Regions from separate parts of the Mus musculus genome. Here region 2 is linked to region 1. Evidence: chromatin loops called from intact Hi-C (ENCODE). Cell type or tissue: gastrocnemius. All regions are shown on one strand.

Region 1 (5,000 bases):
ACATTTGATGAGCCTGACTATGTAAACACGGCAGAGAATTCCTGGTGCATGTGGGGAGTGCGGGGTATAGATTACATGCAGATAAAGATACACGTACGTAGAGATGATAGATGAATCTACACAAAGAAAAAATATTTGTGCAATGATGTATTACATTCTTCTGTCTGGCGTAGCCTTTTGAACATAGAACATCTGGGGGAGATAAGAGTGTCATAAAAAAAAAAGGAATCTCTCTGAGTTATTTAGGAGAAAAAAGGAGCTGAGCTTCAATTACACCAGTCAGTAAGTCCTAAGCAGATAAAAGGACCAGGATGGTACTGGCATTGCAGCTCCATGGAAGGGAACATCAAGCCTGGGTAATAACACCTTTTCCTCTTTTGGGGAAAAATGTTTATTATTATGGAGATGAGTGAAAATACAGAATAGTGATCAGGGCTTAGTTCTCATAGTATGGTGGTAAAAGAACAGTTTAGAGAGGGAGATTCTAGTGAACATATTATAGCGTGGGGTCTTCTAACAGTTGCTGTTTGGGATACAAATCCTCCTCTCTCACCTATCCCTCCTTAAGATATGTCCTTTGACTTGGCCTGCTGTCATCATGATGTGATCATAAGACTGTCATCAGAGCTGGTACCTATGGTGAGTGTGCTCTGCATAGGCATGTGCATCTGATGGGCAGTACTGGACCTGTGGTGAGCATGCTCCTCATGGCCTATGCCATGTGCATCTGATGGGCAGTACTGGACCTGTGGTGAGCATGCTCCTCATGGCCTATGCCATGTGCATCTGATAGGCAGTACTGGACCTGAAGAAATTTTATTTTACAGATTGATTGCTCGCATCACCTATGGTCTCTCATCTTCCCGTCAGAATGAATCAATTGCGTTATCTGCCACAAATCATTGTGTCTGCCGGGTGTTCATTCTTAGGCAAAATTACAGACTTCTTATCTATCTGTGAGGAAGAGAAAGCATGGGTGTGCTGATGAGTTTCAAAGCTGACTCATTTCCAGGGAGGAGAAAGGCAAGAAGATGACCTGTTTCCCATCAGTGGATTGAACCCTGGAAGGCCAAGAGCACTTTCTGTTTTACATTTAGATTAAATGTTCGTTCTCCCAGAAGCTTCCCGGTGATTACCACAGGAGAGATTTCCAGCAGCATGTTGAGAGGGGTGATTACATTTCCCTCACATACACTTGGTCTTGCTTTTGATTTCTGAGGTTTGAAGGGTTCTAAACGGCAAGTGCCAATAGGTTCTCTGACTCAGCCCTTTGAATAGCACTTTGCCTTGGAGGATAAAAGGCTTTCAGCGTGAGATGCATCTTCCCACTGGGGATTTCAGACTCTGCTATCATCTTAAGAGCGAGGCTACCTATAAAGGCAGGTCTATGGAAAATGCAAACAGTGTTCTGGCCTAGAGATGATCATCTTCCAGTTTACCTAAAAATTCAGATTCATTTGCAGTTCTGCCTTCAAGGCTGGTCCACTTTCCTCTAAATACATTGTTTTTAAAAGCACATTAATTTTTGTAATATAGACCATCTCTTCTCTTATCTTTTCATTTATTATGCTTATAGTTATATATAACAGTATACTTATTTGTATGTTGTTAATTTACTTATCGAACTGCGAGAGATCTTTGAATTTCCTGTCACAGTCACAGATTGCTTCTGTGATCACTGAGCTACTTGGGTGTAGCACATTCTGAATTATGTGGAGTAGCTCTGCGTATGGACGACATTGTATTATGCAGTGTGTTTGAGAATACAAGGGGCGGGGAAAATCAATAGGAAGAGCAGAGAAGCATTCCATTGTTCCTTCCCCACAACGCCTGGGAACATCTGGTTTCATTAATCTCCAGTGCCTTGCTCTATGTGATAGACACATCCTGTGTTTCCATTCATCTCAAGCACGGTCCATTGAGAACTGCTCTTGCATAGCAGTATGGGCAGATGCTTTTAAAATGTGTGTTTTTCAATGGATTCAAATGGAACAGCATTGTGCAGCAGAATGAGAATGAAACACACCATGTTTTACCTTATGAGAATTGGTGTATGGTTTAGGTCAGAAACAAGTTTAGGCTCAGTTTAACAAAGTGGGTGGTCTTAGCTTTAACTTCTTACAGATTATCAGTGTGGGGTTAATGTTGACAACTACAGAGTGAATTGTGTTTGAGTTTCCCTGGTGTGGTCTCTGGAAGACTGGAGCTCAGGACCAGCACACGGTGCATCCCTGGCGTGGTCTCTGGAAGACTGGAGCTCAGGACCAGCACATGGTGCATCCCTGGCGTGGTCTCTGGAAGACTGGAGCTCAGGACCAGCATATGGTGCAGAAACATTAGGGGATTCTCTGTTAGGAACATTAGCTACTAAAAATCAAAATGAAGATCATATGATAAAAATTCCAGAATAAAGTTGGGATCCTGTGTACCCTGACTTTGTTGGAATGTTTAGAGTTAAAAAGGAGATGATTTTTAGAGCCGGACACACATATATTTAAAATACACCTAATACAAGAACTCACCTAATTTTACCTTGGAAAATGTAGTTTAATCTTACTAAACCTAAATATTACCATATATAAAGTTGGAATAAAACTGTCTACCTTAAGGGACAGTAAGAATTGAGTAAGAAAACAGGTGGTATACTATAACAACTGGTATGGATTTTCATACTCCTTCCACAACAGAAAAGGAAGGTAAAATGTATGCTATATTCTGAGCTGATTCTATTAAAGGCCATGGATCAAGTTGCTTTTTTTTTTTTTAAATACTGGGGAAGTAGGAAAGACCACACTAATGCCAGGAGTTATGAAGATAGTTAACTCAGACACTGGGAGTATTTTTTTCCTCTTAGATATGCTTTCATTGTGTCCCATAAGTTTGGGTATGTTGTGGCTTCATTTTCATTAAACTATAAAAAGTCCTTAATTTCTTTCTTTATTCCTTCCTTGACCAAGGTATCATTGAGAAGAGTGTTGTTCAGTTTCCATGTGAATGTTGGCTTTCTATTATTTATGTTGTTATTGAAGATCAGCCTTAGTACATGGTGATCTGATAGGATGCATGGGACAATTTCAACATTTTTGTATCTGTTGAGGCCTGTTTTGTGACCAATTATATGGTCAATTTTGGAGAAGGTACTATGAGTTGCTGAGATGAAGATATATCCTTTTGTTTTAGGATAAACGTTCTGTAGATATCTGTTAGATCCATTTGAGGTAGTGTCTGTCTTTTTCCCTGAGATGTGTTTCCTTTAAGCAGCAAAATGTTGGGTCTTATTTGTGTAGCCAGTCTGTTAGTCTATGTCTTTTTATTGGGGAGTTGAGTCCATTGATATTAAAATATATTAAGGAAAAGTAATTGTTGCTTCCTATTATTTTTGTTGTTAAAGTTGGCATTCTGTTCTTGTGGCTGTCTTTTTTTAGGTTTGTTGAAGGACTACTTTCTTGCTTTTTCTAGGACATGGTTTCTGTCCTTGTATTTTTTTTTTTTTTTTCTGTTAGTATCCTTTGAAGGGCTGGATTCGTGGAAAGATAATGTATGAATTTGGTTTTGTTGTGGAATACTTTGCTTTCTCCATCTATGGTAATTGAAAGTTTGACTGGGTATAGTAGCCTGGGCTGGAATTTGTGTTCTCTTAGTGTCTGTATAACATCTGTCCAGGCTCTTCTGGCTTTCATAGTCTCTGGTGAAAAGTCTGGTGTAATTCTGATAGGCCTGCCTTTATATATTACTTGACCTTTTTCCCTTACTGCTTTTAATATTCTATCTTTATTTAGTTTATTTGTTGTTCTGATTATTATGTGTCAGGAGGAATTTCTTTTCTGGTCCAGTCTATTTGGAGTTCTGTAGGCTTCTTGTATGTTCATGGGCATCTCTTTCTTTAGGTTTGGGAAGTTTTCTTCAATAATTTTGTTGAAGATGTTTGCTGGTCCTTTGAGTTGAAAATCTTCATTCTCATCCACTCCTATTATCCGTAGGTTTGGTCTTCTCATTGTGTCCTGGATTTCCTGGATGTTTTGAGTTAGGATCTTTTTGCATTTTGCATTTTCTTTGATTGTTGGGCCGATGTTCTCTATGGAATCTTCTGCACCTAAGATTCTCTCTTTCATCTCTTGTATTCTGTTGCTGATGCTCGCATCTATGGTTCTAGATTTCTTTCCTAGGGTTTCTATCTCCAGAGTTGCCTCACTTTGGGTTTTCTTTATTGTGTCCACTTCCCTTTTTAGGTTTCGTATGGTTTTGTTTATTTCCATCACCTGTTTGGATGTGTTTTCCTCTTTTTCTTTAAGGATTTGTAACTCTTTAGCTGTGTTCCCCTGTATTTCTTTAAGTGAGTTATTAAAGTCCTTCTTGATGTTCTCTACCATCATCATGAGATATGCCTTTCAATCTGGGTGTGTTAGAGTACCCAGGACTGGCTGATGTGGGAGTTCTGGGTTCTGATGATGGTGAGTGGTCTTGGTTTCTGTTAGTAAGATTCTTACGTCTGCCTTTCGCCACCTGGTAATCTCTGGAGTCAGTTGTTATAGTTGTCTCTGGTTAGTGTTCCTTTTGTGATTCTGTTAGCCTCTACCAGCAGACCTGGGAGAGTAGCTCTCTCCTGAGTTTCAGTGGTTCAAGCACTCTCTGCAGGCAAGCTGTCCTCTTGCAGTGAAGGTGCACATATATCTGTTGATCGGATTTGCCTCCTGGCAGAATATGAAGGCCCGAAACAGGGCCTGTCCCAGAAGCTGTTAGCTTCTGTAGTCCATACTCTTACCTGTGCATACTAGTCTTGGCAGGATCCGGGAAGGAAGATGGCTCCCTTGGATGCTCTGGCAAAGTCCTCCTGGGCAGGGTGGACACCTCTCCTCTGGCAGGGAAGGTACCCGGATGTCTGTAGCCCGAAACAGGGCCTGCCTTAGAAGCTCTGTGGCTCCTGCCTTACCCAGAAGGTGTTAGCTTCTGTAGTCCACACTTTCACCTGTGCGGACTAGTCTTGGTGGGATCCTGAAAGG
Region 2 (5,000 bases), 69 kb before region 1:
CATTTATATTTGAAAAACAATGTAGAATGATGTATAGGAAGATTTTGAAAATGAAAATGAGAGCAGTATGACATTCAATAGCTCAACTGGCTAAATGTTATTAATATAACTACTCCTAGTTTCATGGGGTTACTAAGTTTACTGCTTTTCTTAAGAAAAGGAAAATAACCAAAAAATGACCAATTAAGTTTCAATACTGTGTACATTTCTCTGGGCAAGATGGCCTATGAAAGTAAAGACAATGTTGCATTAATTTACCAATACAGTTACAAGAACAAAAATAAAATGTTTATTTTATATTTAAAAATTACAATTATAGAGTTGAGCAGATGACTCAGAGGGTAGAGGCACTTCCTCCAGGCACAACGACCTGAGTTCATTCTCCAGGACATACATTTTGAAAGGAGAGAACTCACAGATTATCTCCTCATTTCACAGGTATGCTATGGCGGATGTGTGTGTGTGTGTGTGTGTGTGTGTGTGTGTGCGCGCGCACACATGCACGAACATACACTAAATAAATGGGCAATAATGAATTATAAAAATAAAAATGTATGAGACTTATTTTTCTCTGTTGTAAGTTGGAAATAATAAGAGTAATATTAACACAAATTTAACAGTTTTGTCTATAGAAGAAAAAAACAAAATAATGACTTTTGAGTCTTTGCTTCATACCTGGACCCCATTGTGCTCAATTCTTATTTGATATTATTATAATAGGTAGTGTCTTTAAAATCAAGTGAATCTTAATATTTTCAAGTCCTAGGGAAGAGAAACAGAAACAGATACAACTGCAGTGGTTTTTGTATAGATGTACTGCAAGCACGTTTGGAGGAATTATTTCTATGATTAATATCTTGTGTACCATGCTCCAGGGAGATTCTGAGCATATCAGAGAATTTCTACACTTTATTTTAAGACATATTTCATATATTTGACCAAAGTTAAGAAAATATTGCTAGATTATTACCCTAATAGGTGCTTTTAAATACTAGTATTAAATGTGAATCCTTGAAAGCCAAGCTTCATGTGCATTAGATCTCTTTGGCAAAAACTCAGCCTTCTTTTTCTTTAAAAACTTTTAGATTAGACTTATTCATTTTATTTTATGTGTGAATGTTTCACTTGCCTGCATGTATGTGCATTGTGTGTGTGCTTGGTGTGTGCAGAAGTCAGATCGCCTGGAATTGGACTTATAGATTATTGTGAATCACCATGCAGGTGATGAGAATTGAACACAGGTCCTCAAGCCATTTCTGTAGCTACCACTGAATTTTCTTACCTGGGTAAATGACAGGAATGAGTTACTTATCAGAAATGACAGAGACTAGCCTTGCTTAGGAACTCTCATGGATGTAGTTGTAAAAATATAAATCAGAATTCTAAAAATGAAGCCCATTCTCTCAGTTCTACTTCCTTCTTCCCCCTTCTCTCCCTTCCAACTTTCTTCCCTCCCTTCTCATCCTTTCTTCCTCCTTCCATTTTTCATTCTCCCCCTCCTTCCATTCCTCCCTCTCTCCCCCTCTCCCTCCCTTTCCCCTCCCTCCCTTCCTTCTTTCCTTCCTTGTATTTTCAATTGACATAACTGTATAGGTTTAAGTATATTGGGATATTATGAGCCATTGCAAACATTGTGGAAGAATCAGATCCAGATAACGAGCATATTCCCACCTCAAGTATATGCCATTTCTTTGTAGTGAGAGCACTGAAATCCTCTCTTTTGCTCTTTTTGAAATACATGTGTTTATTATAATTTGACTCACCTTTGTCTGAGATCCAGCGTTACCCAGTGGTCTTCTTTCCCTCCCAACACTATTCCCAGTTTTCTGCCTTCTTTGTTGTTTTTCTCACTTTTTCTCCTCCTGCAGGGAAGATGATGCTATGAATCCTTCCTCCAGAGACCTTGCATCACAAATGGCCATATGGGTGTCATGTATAATGCATGAGAGGCTGCATAAGCTGCAGACGACTCAAAAGCGAAGCCTCTGAGGCTGGGCTCAGGAGGCAGGCATTCTCTAATAGTAATTAGAAAACCAAGCAGCATCTTTCTACAGCCCTAGTCATTTCATTGGTCTAATAGTGTTGGACAATAATATAGTGCAGTAATGTATGTAGCCTTCCCAACACAATTATTGTGCAAATGCACTTTTTCATTACTAACGAGTTCATTATCTTCAGATTCCTACTTAGGTCTGATGGAAATCTGAGGATACATTTCTAATTGCAGCTGCATCTCTGAGGTTTAAGGAAGAGACAAAATAATGTGAAGTGTAATTTGAAAGTTAATTTTTCAGTGTCGTGCACGAGAAACCATCTGGGTAGAGGCAGGACAGGGACTTTGGTATAGCCTTTTGTGTTGTGGCAGCAGCTTTTGAGAGATGGCCTCTTTAGTCTTTTTCTTTTCTTTCGGCCCAGAAATAATATTTGAAATTAGAGTTTGTGGGCTTTTTTTTTCATTAAAAAATATGCGTTTAAAATTTATCATCAGAGGTTTTATTTTTGAAAGGGAAGTAAATGCAAGAAAATGTAGAAATAATTACTGAGTACTGACTATGCAGAAAAAGCTCTTTATAAACTCAAAAGCAACAAAACACAGCAATCTTTCAGATGCGTCATACCAGACTTCATTTTTTATGTCTTCAAGGACAGGCCGTCAGTTCTTTGGAAACCTTGCAAGGCTAAGCATACTTCCTGTGAAGAACTGGGCCTAGAAATTAGTTTAGATGAGCAGAGGTAAGCTAGTTACTCAAGGTGCCCATTAGATGTTTTATATGTGAAGGTGTCGACATAATTACTTGATAAAATTTTGGGCCCAAAACATTTGACATAATTACACGTATATTTTATAAAAGACAGAACATTGAGTGTTAAAGAATCAGTTTCTTTGAACTGGAAATTCAGATGTCACAACATTGCACAGTTCTTAATTTAATCTCATGTTGGTCCTAGTGGGAGAAGCCAGTGATTCTTTTTATTTTACAAAGAAAGAAGTGAGGACACAGACCAGCAGGAAAGAACAGGCTGTGTATTAATTATACTAGTAAGTTTGGTTCTCTGTGCTAATCTAGTACTTTACTGTGTACTTATCATTTAAATGCCTATATCAAAAAACAACTGTCATGTGTAATAGAACATTGGACTGCAGTGGTTGCACATCTGTAATCCTCAGACTCTCAAGTTCAAGAGGTTGATAGTTCAAGATCAGCCTGCATCATATAGTGAGACCCTGGCACAAACAAACAAAACAAAGCTCAGTCCTAACAAAGGTGATAGAAGAGAACACATGAATACATTTTATTTAGTTGCATGGAGAAATCAATTTAAGGTAAAAAAGGCTTTTAAACTATAAAGCATAAGAAGATAGCTGGTCATATTTTCATCACAATTAAGAATCTGTTTAGTTAAGGATATCACACATAAAAGTAATTAGCATATACCACAGTAGCTGAAGAAGGGGAGATGTAAAAACCAGACAGAAAATTCAGTAGAAATAGCAATGTATACAAAGGAGTTAAAAAGTTAACAGAGAGGTACCCACATCCATTTCAAATGCTGGAAATGCAAACCATAAGACTGTCAATATCTTCCTGGAGTGAGTGGATGACTAAGTAATGGCAGCCGTGGACAGTGTTACTGATGTAAAGAGATCAGCTGTGTTACTGGTAGGAAATAAAACTGATATATCATTCAGAAGGGCTACCAGGCTGATTTACTCAAAAGACCCTCACTGTATTCATCTACATTTTCTTTATCTTTATTGGTATGAGCATTTTACATATATATATGCATGCATGCCTGATGTCTGTGAAAGTCAGAAGAGGGAGTTTCATCCCTGGAACTGGAGTTATGGATGGCTGTGTGTCCTAGTTCTGGGGCTGAAGCCAAGTCCTCTGCAGGAGCAAGTGTTCTTAACTGGTGAGCCATGTCTCCAGTTTTCTACTTCTACTTATTAAGGGAAGTTCTTTTCCTTAATAAATAATCCAAAGAGAGTTCCATACAGATAGATCCATTATGAGACAGTGCTAACATGCTCATGGCTGCAGTATTTGGGTGACGTGAGTTGAACCAACCACAATCGGTGGAGGAGAGAATATGATGGAAGAGCTATACCCATGTGGAAAATACAGACAGATCTTTAAAATGACTTGCAAACTTTATATGCCCCAGTACAGGGGAACCCCAGGGCCAAAAGGGGGGAGTGGGTGGGTAGGGGATTGGGGGGTGGGTATGGGGGACTTTTGGGATAGCATTGAAAATGTAAGTGAGGAAAATACCTAATTTAAAAAAAAACAAAAAAAATGTAAGTCAGTAAGTAAATAAATAAGTAAATAATTGAAAGAAAATAAGAATCTGAGTATTGTATTTAAAACTATAACCTAAATACAAATACACTATATCTATATATGTCTAGATATGCTATTTGAATTGGTTTATTCAACAAATTTTATATTCAGATTTTATGAAACAAAGATCAGAATGGGATATTTGTTTAGGAAGTGAGTAGAGAAGACAGGGAGGCACAGTTATAAAAGGGACCATGTAAGAAAGCCTTTTCTTCTTCCTCCTCCTCCTCTTCTTCCTCCTCCTCTTCCTCCTCTTCCTTTTCTTCTTTTTCTCCTCCTCCTCCTCCTCTTTTTACAGTCCAGTCATTATCCTCCTCCTGGTCTGCCTTCCAACTGTTCCTCATCTCATTCCTCCTCCTCCATCTCCAAAGGATGTGTCCACTCTGCCTCCCCCTAACCAAACCTCCCCACTCCCTGAGGCCTCAAGTCTCTCAAGGGTTAGGTGAATCTTCTCTCACTGAGGCCAGATCAGGCAGTCCTCTGCTGTATATGTTTTGGGGGCTTCATATCATCTGGTGTATGCTGCCTGGTCGGTGGCTCAGTGTCTCAGGGTTCCAGGGTAGTTGAAACTGCTGGTCTTCCAATGGAGCCGCCCTCCTCCTTGACTTCTTCCAGCCTCCCCCTAATTCAACCACAGGTGTCCCTTGCTTACAGCTC

Evidence for each region. Hi-C counts contacts between places; a loop is a spot of excess contacts. Peaks named below come from ENCODE experiments on the same cell type or tissue, not always from the same donor. Only the 100,000 strongest peaks of a DNase experiment are listed, where the experiment ranks them.
Region 2: a loop joins it to region 1, with 9 times the contacts of the local background. A loop is called at or near these places in 4 of 42 quality-filtered maps.

What each region holds. Positions count from the first base shown.
Region 1 is chr17:16,156,084-16,161,083 of GRCm38, forward strand. No RefSeq gene overlaps it. Among named protein-coding and RNA genes, the nearest start is that of Gm41534, 77 kb to the right of the region's middle. In gastrocnemius, no CTCF peak of the experiment used is centred here; no DNase peak of the experiment used is centred here.
Region 2 is chr17:16,087,414-16,092,413 of GRCm38, forward strand. No RefSeq gene overlaps it. Among named protein-coding and RNA genes, the nearest start is that of Gm41534, 150 kb to the right of the region's middle. In gastrocnemius, no CTCF peak of the experiment used is centred here; a DNase peak (open chromatin) is centred at 1,964.